Linked DNA regions of Homo sapiens: region 2 is linked to region 1. Evidence: read pairs that join two places in POLR2A ChIA-PET (ENCODE). Cell type or tissue: GM12878. All regions are shown on one strand. Each heading gives the region's core, and the rest is flanking DNA. Links, peaks and the distances in the headings are about the cores only.

Region 1 (5,386 bases), core at 287-5,286:
GTTTGTGTTCCATGTAAAATGCAGGGTACAGGGATATTTTGCCAAGTGCTGGTTTGAAATTTACTTGGGATCCATCCAGCTGGCAGATCAGCTGTGCTAATCAGATGGGCCCGTTTCTGGGGAATGGGATTTCATAGAGGGAGCAGTGTTCTTGAAGTATAGTTACTTAAAAACCAGTTAATTTTTAATTTAAAAATTCTCATAAGTGCTATATTAAAATGTATATAGTGCAAGTATTATGTATATAGTGCAAATACTTTGTGCATTCTTGTAAATAATAAATAGGGACAATAAAGTCATTGTGCTATACTCAGCTGCCTTTAATTTCTATTTTGAATCTCTGGGACCGTAATTTGCTAGTTGCCTGCAGTGTTTATTAGGATTAACTCATCTGCATTTCCCACTAATGTAGATCATTAGTTCTAAGAGATTTCTCAGGATAAATAGTGCCAAATATGTTTGGGAAACTACTTTCTGTACCATCTCTTAAAGGTTTATATTGTACCTTAGCATAGCAAAGACTGAGAAGTACAGCAATTAAGTACAGGGTTTGCTTTGTTTTGTTAAAACTCAGTGTGTCTCAAGTATGTCACTAGACCACAGAAATCAGTCTCTAGTTCCATCCCGTGGAGCTCCTGTTTCTTAGAACACTCTTAGGGAAAACACTGCCCTTAAGTTATGAGTTAACAAATCTCTAGAGTTTATTTTTTTGATTACATTTTGGAACTACTACAATTAAAATTTGTAGTTACAAATATCTCAGCCTAGGGGATATAATGCTTTTGTTTTAAAAATCAGTATTCATAAGGTCATTTTACATAGAAATGTTAATTTCTATGGGGTATGTCTTTGAATTGATATTGACATATATCTTGGGACATTTTGGTATTTTGTAAATATAATTTTCCTTTTGTTTCAAAAAATTACATTTTTTGATAAACAAGATAATTTCTTTAGCAAGTATTTTATAATTTAAAATTATATTTTTTCATTAATAAAATAAAATATAATTATTTTAAATTCAACTGTAAGATAAATGTTTTAGTAGCAATTAAACTAGTCTGTAATTCTCATTTGAGCTGAAAGGAAAACCAAAGATTTCAATAGTCCAAGATACTGCCATGTAATCAGTTATTAAATGGGGCTTTGAGACTCTCAACCTAGACAATCATACTCTAAAGATAAGCAAATTACTTACGTATACCAGTCTACTGTTTATATTCTCTAATCTGAATATAAAGGGTTTTAAACATTTCTTTGCTTTCCATGAATTCCTTAAAAATGACATCTGAGAATGTTTTTTAAAAAATGTTATATCTAAATGTGGATCTTGAATCATCCCCAGGTTGTAAAACAGGAAAGTTGTGTCGTTTTGTGAGTAATAGGAAATACTAAGTATAGACAAGCTTCTAAGTGTAAGCCAATGCATACATTAAGTAAATTAAACCAAAAAAGATTAACCAGCCATGTTTCAGGTTTTGGAACATGTAATGTATAAATGTAACCTACTAGAAAAATAGTTCTTTGCCATTAACCCTCAAACCAAATCATGAGACAATTTTTTCAGTTGCATTTGGAAGACCATGTTTGTTAGCTTTGGCTTACCATTTGCTGAATAAATAAAAATGGCATGTTTAATGCTAAGTAGTATTTATAACCAGACCATCAAACACCAAGTGGAATTCTGAGGGAGGGATTCTTTCATATTGAAATATAAAATAAACGTTTTGTCCTTAGGGTTTCATTAGATGGTACAAGATCTGTAAGGTAATGAGCTCATCCATTTCTCATCATTATGTCAGCGCCCCCTTGCTGCTATACCTTCATTGATATTCCCTTTCCACCCTCTGCTCTATCACCAACCCCATCTATCTGCATCCCATGTTTTAAAGAAATTACAGGTAAAGGGAATAAACTCACTAGAACAGCCTTTATTCTGAAGAATATTGCTTGGTGAGGAAGCCTAATGATTAGAGTGATAACTGACTCCATCAGGAAGCGAAGCAACTTCCCATCAGCAGAAGTGCCATTAAAAGCTCTAAATCCAAGCTAGACTTGCTGACTAAACAGAAATTGCACTTGTGGCGCTTTGTCAGCTGCCTGTAGTTTGACCCTCTCTCTTTTCTACTACCAGTAATAGTATGAATCCTTTTAGACTAGTGGTACTCAGACTTTAGCATGCATTGGAAGCACCTGGAGGGCTTGTTAAACCATAAATTGCTAGGCCACACCCCATACTTTGATTCTTTAAGTCTGAAGTAAGGCCCGGTAATTTGCATTCTCACACGTTACCAGGTGTTACTATTGGTTTGAGACTCAGTGTTTTTTTAGGCTAAGAATTGTCTTTGAATTTTCTCTTTTCCTGTCTCTTATGCCACCACTGTCCCCATCGAAGCCTATCATCTGCCAGGCGCGGTGGCTCATGCCTGTAATCCCAACACTTTGGGAGGCTGAAGCGGCAGATCACCTGAGGTCAGGAGTTCGAGACCAGCCTGGTCAACATGATGAAACTCGTCTCTACTAAAAATACAAAAAATGAGCCAGGTGTGGTGGCAGATGCCTGTAATCCCAGCTACTCGGGAGGCTGAGGCAGGAGAATCGCTTGAACTCGGGAGGCGGGGGTTACAGTGAGCCGAGGTCATGCCACTGCACTCCAGCGTGGGCAACAGAACGAGACTCCATCTCAAAAAAACAAACAAAAAACCTGTCATCTGTTGTGGACTGTCCTGGAAGCTCTTTTCTTATTAGCTTTTCCTATATTGGTTTCATCTATAGTGAGGCAGCATTTTACCATGGAGTCCAGTTTCATTATTATAACTTAGAATATCTTTACCAGTTTTGGAATTGTTCATACCTTCTCCAAGTTATATTTCTCATGTGATAATCCCCTTACATAGTTTAGAAAGTGTCTTTTTTTTTTTTTTTTTTTTCTTGAGACGAGTCTTGCTCTGTCGCCCGGGCTGGAGTGCAGTGGCGTGGTCTCAGCTCACTGCAAGCCCCGCTTCCCAGGTTCATGCCATTCTCCTGCCTCAGCCTCCCAAGTAGCTGGGACTATAGGCGCCTGCCACCACGCCTGGCTAATTTTTGTATTTTTAGTAGAGACGGGGTTTCACCGTAAGGATGGTCTCTATCTACTGTCCTCATGATCCGCCCGCCTTGGCCTCCCAAAGTGCTGGGATTACAGGCGTGAGCCACCACGCCCAGCCTTCTTTTTTTTTTTAAATGATCACATTTCAATATCTAAGTAGATACTTTCACTCTCTGAGGTATTGTCATATATGTAATCTTCTAAATATATATTGGCTGTTTAAGGCATGGGGATAGCATTTCATAGAGGAGTGTGCAGGTCATTCCCCAGCAGTAGAAAATAGTGTTATGACTAGCCTTCTGGAGTTAGATATTAGGTGAGGAGAAAGATCTTTTGCATATTCCTCTTGAAGCAGCCACTGCTTTAGCCACAAAAAATACAGCCTCTTTTTACCTGGGACACGGTTAACTAGACTAGTGCTTTTTGCTTCCCATAAGTGGTCAGGTTCTAATTTCTGAGGGTAAGAGATGGGTTTTCTAGGATATGGAGCATTCTGGGAGGACTAGGTATATCATAAGAAAGAAAATACTAGTTGGAAAGAATTGACCATAGACCTCAGAGGTTTTCTAGTTCAGCTTTCTCATTTTATATGATAGGAAATGGAACATTTCCTGGACTTGCCTAAAGTTTTACAGCCAGTTAAACACACATCAGTCGACCTCTGTTTCAGTCTTACCATGGGTTCCTACTGTTCTTTAATACTGGCATGAAATTTTGTGACACAGTCACGTAGTGACTAGCCACACAGTTCAGCTTCTTAAGTTGTATAGACCAGGCAGGTGACTCAACGCCTATAATCCCAGCACTTTGGGAGGCCGAGGCAGGCGGATCACTTGAGGTCAGGAATTTGAGACCAGCCTGGCCAACATGGTGAAACCCCGTCTCTACTGAAAATATAAAAACTAGCCAGGCGTGGTGGTGGGCACCTGTAGTCCCAGCTGCTTGGAAAGCTGAGGCAGGAGAATCACTTGAATCTAGGAGACGGAGGTTGCAGTGAGCCGAGATCTCGCCACTGCCCTCTAGCCTGGGCGACAGGGCAAGACTCAGTCTCAAAAAAAAAAAAAAAAAAAAGTTAACTATATAATATTTATTTCAAAAGTCATGTTTTGGTGATTTTAAATTTAAAGGACACTGCCATATCATAACATACACTGCATTCAGCACTATTTTTATGTATGTTTGTTTCTGATTGTAAAAACAGCATAAACTCATAAGATATTTGGAAAATACAGGCTGGGCGCTGTGGCTCAAGCCTGTAATCCCAGCACTTTGGGAGGCTGAGGCAGGCGGATCACCTGAGGTTGGGAGTTTGAAACCAGCCAGATCAACATGGAGAAACCCCGTCTCTACTAAAAAATAGAAAATTAGCTGGGTGTGTGGTGGCACATGCCTGTAATCCCAGCTACTTGGGAGGCTGAGGCAGGAGAATCGCTTGAACCCGGGAGGTGGAGGTTGTGGTGAGCCGAAATGGTGCCATTGCACTCCAGCCTGGGCAACAAGAGTAAAACTCCGTCTCAAAAAAAAAAAAAAAAAAAAAAAAGATATTTGGAAAATACAGCAACAAATTGGTAGATAAAAATTAGCAGTAAACCACCACCCAGAGATAGCCTCTTATATTAAGGTAGGTTATCTATGCTTTATTAACATCTCCAGAATTCAGTGACTTATTTTCCACTTACATGTAGTTCAGTGTGGACTAGGTGGGGGTAGAAGAGGGTTTGTGTAACCAGGCTAATTCATCTGGTGGCCCCCATCCCCCAGAGCCTTTGAATTCTGCCCTGCATCTTGGATCTTTTGCAGCCAGCCTGTAAGGAAGGAGAGACCTTGGAAGAATCCATAGTAGGTTTTAAGAACTAGAGCTCAAATCTGGGACAGCAGCGTAAAAACAATTTTGTATGCTGTTTTATTAAAACATATGTTTAACATTTGTCCTTAATCATTAAGTACTATTAGAATATTATGCAGCCCTTACAATCTGTCTTATTATTAACTGTTCTTTTTAAACAGATATAAAAGCCTGTCTACTATAAAAGGACTCTTTTAGCTGCTCTTTAAAAGCACGTTGTCTTGATGCACTGTTTCTTAAGGGTCACACATATACATATATATGTTAAAATGTTTGTATTCATTGACTCGATAATTCTCCAAAGAATTTACCTACAGAGTCCAAATGTGAAAAGTTAAATGCATAAGGATGAAAATTATGTTTGTAAACTAGTAAAGACTAGAAAAAACTGGACATGTTTGAAAGAGACTGGTCAAATAAGTGTTAGTAACTACACACATTATACAACATTA
Region 2 (5,386 bases), core at 53-5,052, 87 kb after region 1:
TCCTAAGCCAAAAGAACAAAGCTGGAGGCATCACACTACCTGACTTCAAACTATACTACAAGGCTACAGTAACCAAAACAGCATGGTACTGGTATCAAAACAGAGATATAGATAAATGGAACAGAACGGAGCCCTCAGAAATAACGCCACATACCTACGACTAGCTGATCTTTGACAAACCTGAGAAAAACAAGCAATGGGGAAAGGATTCCCTATTTAATAAATGGTGCTGGGAAAACTGGCTAGCCATATGTAGAAAGCTGAAACTGGATCCCTTCCTTACACCTTATACAAAAATCAATTCAAGATGGATTAAAGATTTAAACGTTAGACCTAAAACCATAAAAACCTTAGAAGAAAACCTAGGCATTACCATTCAGGACATAGGCATGGGCAAGGACTTCATGTCCAAAACACCAAAAGCAATGGCAACAAAAGACAAAATTGACAAATGGGATCTAATTAAACTAAAGGCCCTAATTTTCTCTTTAAATCAAGCAGATTTGGCCAGGCACGGTAGCTCATGCCTGTAATCCCAGCACTTTGGGAGGCTGAGCTGGGTAGATCACCTGAGGTCAGGAGTTCGAGACCAGCCTGACCAACATGGAGAAACCCCGTCTGTACTAAAAATACAAAATTAACAGGGCGTGGTGTCATGTGCCTGTAATCCCAGCTACTTGGGAGGCTGAGGCGGGAGAATCGCTTGAACCCGGGAGGCGAAGTTTGCAGTGAGCCGATATCGTGCCATTGCACTCCAGCCTGGGCAACAAGAGTGAAACTCAGTCCTCAATAAATAAATAAATAAATAAAGCAAATTCTCATGAAGCAAATGGTAATAATCTTAATTTATTGGAAGGGCCACAAGAAAGGGGGAAAAGAACAACTAAAAAAAAACTTTTTCTACCAACATTAACTTGTCCTAACAATCAACTTATTTTTGCTTTAATGGTTCCTCCTCTTCTCAAATGGGGCTATGAAAAGCTTAATTAAATTAAGATAATGAGCTGATGGCTTCTGCCTAAATATCTTTAAATTCAAAGTACAGTGTTTTTGTATTTCCTTAAAATTATAGCTTTTAGCAAAAGTATTAACTGGATAACCCTGGGAAAACTTCAAGAAAAGAAATTTAAAATTTGGCAGCAGAATTCCGTGGCTTAAAATATGTTAAGAGGTATGGCTCTAATGTGTTTTCCATCAGGGAGGATCAGAGTCTTGGAAGGTTTCTTTTTCAGATAGGTGGAAAAGATACTTCAGCTGTCTGCTGGCACAAGAGTGTCATCTTGTCTTTGTTGTTAGTAGCCTGAGCAAGTATTATAGATATTTGCCAAATTGAAATTGTGCCTTTTTGAAAGTAAAATACTCATTACAGTCTTTATAGTTTTGTGTCTCTGTATATTTTACCATTGATTACAGGTGCAGGCCCTAGCAGGTGCAGGTGGAGTAGACAATCTCCATGTACTGGACTTTCAGAAGTATAAAGCTTTCACTTACACTGTAGCAGCGTCTGGTGGAGGAGGTGTGAATATGGGTTCCCATCAAAAATGGAAGGTTGGCGAAATTGAGTTTGAAGGGCTTATGAGGACTCTGGACAACTTGGTAGGTTGCAAAATTGAAGTAAAACTTGGATTTAATGTCTTCAGATTCAAGAGCAGATGCTTCCATTTTTGTAGAACATGCTCCATACTCTTCCAGAAGCTGAGTTTGGCCCTAGGAAAGCATTTCATTGTTATTTAACCACACCTTTGAGAATTAAACAGAACTTACAAATGTCGTGTTTTTTTTTTAAGATTACAATATATTGTTATTAACTGTAGTCACCATAGTACAATATATCTCTTGAACTTTTTCCTCCTAACTGAAATTTTGTATCCTTTGATCAACATCTCCCCACCCCCACCTCCTTGTAACCACTATTCTACTCTACTTTTATGAGTTCAACTTTTTTTTTTTTCTTGGAGGCAGGATCTTGCTTGGAGTGCCGTGACACAATCAGGGCTCACTTGCAGTCTCAACCTGCTGGGCTCAAACCATTCTTCCACCTCAGCCTCCTGTGTATCTGGGACATAACGTGTGTGCCACCGTGCCTGGCTAATTTATTTTTTTTTTTTTACTTTTTGTAGAGATAGGGTTTCTCCATGTTGCCCAGGCTGGTCTTGAATTCCTGGGCTCAAGCAGTCCTCCCACCTCAGCCTCCCAAAGTGCTGGGATTACTGGCGTGAGCTGCCATGCCCAACAAGTTCAACTTTTTAAGACTCTGTATATAAGTGAGATCATGGGGTATTTGTCTTTCTGTGCCTGGTTTATTTTATTTAATACAATGTCCTCTAGGTTCATCCATGTTGTCACATTTGACAGAATTTCTTTTTTAAAGCTGAATAGTATTCCATTATGTTGTATATACCACATTTATATCCCATCCATCAATGGACACTTAGGATGATTCCATATCTTGGCTATTGTGAATAATGGTGTACCTAACATGAGAGTACAGATACCTCTTTGACATACTGAGTACATTCCCTTTGGATATATATCTGGTAGTGAGACTGTTGGGTGATATGGTAGTTTTATTTTTAATTGTATGAGGAACCTCCATACTGTTTTCCACAATGGCTATACTAATTTACATTGCTACCAACAGTGTGCAAAGGGTCCCTTTCTCCCTACATTCTAACACTTGTTGTCTTTCATCTTTTTTATAATAGCGATTCTAACAGGACATGCCATCTCGTGCTTTAATTTGCATTTTCTTGATTAGTGATGTTTTAATACACTTGTTGACCATTTGTATGTCTTCTTTTGAGAAATGTTTATTCAGATCCTTTGCCTATTTTTTAATTGGGTTCTTCTCTTGTTATTTTTTGAGTCCCCTATATATTTTGGATAGTAACCCCTTAAAAGATGTATGGTTTGGCAAATGTTATTTTAGATTTTACCCTCTTCTGTGAAGGCTCAGAAGGCTGACTGCCTTCAGACCCAGGAACAGAGACTTAAATGAGCACTGAGATTTGCTTCCCCAGAACAGTTTTATAGATAGAAAAGCACTTCTGGTCAGCAACTTAGAACTGTTCGTTTGTCGGGAACAGTTGTGTGAGTGGAAATTGCAATATCAGCTGTTATCAGCTCTAACTAGGTCTTGAAATTTGCATAATTTCAGCTCCAGTGTTACATGAAAGTTATGTGGTGTTTGGAAGGATGCCTTTTTCTTTGTTTTTTAGCAAAGGAGTCTTTTAAATCATTTGTATACAAAAGGAATTAGGATCCAAATGCTGTTATTGATACAGGTTTGATGCTTCAAATGTGGCTTTTCCCTCCCTTAGGGGTATAGAACAGGCTATGCTTACAGGCATCCTCTCATTCGAGAGAAGCCTAGGCACAAGAGTGATGTGGAAATCCCAGCAACTGTGACTGCTTTTTCCTTTGAAGACGATACAGTGCCACTCTCTCCTCTCAAATACATGGCACAGAGGCAACAGCGTGAAAAAACAAGATGGCTGAACTCACCAAATACTTACATGAAAGTGAATGTGCCTGAGGAGTCTCGGAACGGAGAAACCAGTCCCCGAACCAAAATCACGGTATGCCAGTATTTTATGTAGTTTGCCTTTACTAAATATTTTGCCTAGTTACTCAAGAATTGAATGTTCTATATTGAAAATATTTGGAAAGTAAAATAATATTAAAAATATTACTGTCACTTATCTGGCTTTAACTTTGTGCAAGACACTCTTCTAAGTGCCATACACGAATTTTCTCATTTAACTCTCCTAATATGAATGATGCTGTTTTTCTATTTTATAGATGAGAAAACCAAGGCAAGAAGGGTTAATTAATCATGTTTTAATGGTAAACTCGGGATTTGCATGAAGACAGTCTGACTCTTGAGCCCAGTTCTTGTCCACTACATGATACTGCTTTGTAGTTTCTATTAAACTACACCAGTAGTTTAATTCACCAGTGAATTAAAACTGTAAAAGTTATCAACTCCTAATTGTACCAAAGCTGCATGAATCACTGCACATAGCTACCCTTAGGCAAGATCTTGTAGGTAGAGAAATGGGTTATTTTATCTTTTTCAGAATTTTGCATTAGATTTGGTTTGGTTTGGTTTTGGAGTGCATACCACCAAACATTCTCTAGGTCAGTCTTGTCCAGTCCATGGCCCAGGATGGCTTTGGATGCAGCTCAACACAAATTTGTAAACTTTATTAAAACATTATGAGAATTTTTTGTGATTTTGTTAAACTAATCAGCTATCGTTAGTGTTGGTGTATTTTATATGTGGCCCAAGACAGTTCTTCCAATGTGGCCCAGGGAAGTCAAAAGATTGGACACCACAGTTCTAGATATTCAGAATTAGTTCATCTTATATAAACTAATGGCATTCAATATGAAAATACCTAGGCATCAAAATGTCTTTTCTGTAGTCTATAAGATTTCTTGCCTCCCAGTAAAAGAACATAATTAAACTCATTGGTTTCTCAGAATTCATTTTGTTTACAGAGATTGATGGTCAGCCATCATTAATCTTGATCGAGATTCGCTTTCTTTAAGGATTATAATATGGGGTAAATGAGAAGAATTATGTAAGCTCCTTCCAACCCCGTGGTTCTATTTTGCTATTATATACCAGATTATCCCCATTATAAAATGCCGATTAGGGCTTGGCCTTTTCTGTCAGCCAAAAATAAAAAGTGAAGTCTGATAAACTAAAATCTTAAGATATTTCTTAAGTTTTTTTTTTTTTTGATTACTCCTTTGCCATCTTCATCTGACTGCTGTCTTCAGTGCAGAAGACAAAACACTGAATGTGAGTGAATGTGAGATCATGCTCTCTGTGCTTGAAGTAGTTTCAGCATCATATTTTCACTTGACACAAGGAGAAAGTTTAATTAGCAGTATAATTGAATATTTATGTGAATCGTAATGGCATTTATTTTTTAAGTAAATGTTGATTTTGAGCCTTTTCTAACTAGTATGAGATGAAACTAATTCACCACTAAGATACTGCTTAGTGAAATTATTTAAACATTGGCAATGCCCCTCTTGAGACTATAAGCAGTTATCTAACAATCTACTAATATTTTCTTAACACAAAGCTTCATTTTAGAAAATTTTTGATTCTTTAGTGGATGAAAGCAGAAGACTCATCTAAAGTTAGTGGTGGAACACCTATCAAAATTGAAGATCCAAATCAGTTTGTTCCTTTAAACACAAACCCGAATGAGGTACTAGAAAAGAGAAATAAGGTAAGACATGGTCTTCTATAGCCAGGGGAGACATTTTAATTGCTTTATGTTTAAATCACCAGTGGTTGAATCTGGTTAATGCCAAACTTAGAAGTTTGAATACAGAAGAATTTGGAATTTAATTCAGTATAATTTTA

What was found. ChIA-PET counts read pairs that join two places held together with the same protein. Peaks named below come from ENCODE experiments on the same cell type or tissue, not always from the same donor. Only the 100,000 strongest peaks of a DNase experiment are listed, where the experiment ranks them.
Region 2: POLR2A ChIA-PET joins it to region 1 with 6 read pairs; 6 of 35 experiments call an interaction of 5 or more read pairs at or near these places.

What each region holds. Positions count from the first base shown.
Region 1 is chr10:110,033,466-110,038,851 of GRCh38, forward strand. All of the region lies in intron 1 of ADD3 (adducin 3), which reads left to right. Among named protein-coding and RNA genes, the nearest start is that of ADD3-AS1, 28 kb to the left of the region's middle. In GM12878, for the core only: a CTCF peak has its summit at 1,811; a DNase peak (open chromatin) is centred at 3,346; H3K4me3 peaks cover 1,680 bases; H3K27ac peaks cover 592 bases.
Region 2 is chr10:110,120,697-110,126,082 of GRCh38, forward strand. It overlaps ADD3 (adducin 3), which reads left to right. Exons shown (of 15, transcript NM_016824.5): 9 at 1,414-1,596; 10 at 3,321-3,578; 11 at 5,130-5,249. Among named protein-coding and RNA genes, the nearest start is that of MXI1, 84 kb to the right of the region's middle. In GM12878, for the core only: no CTCF peak of the experiment used is centred there; no DNase peak of the experiment used is centred there.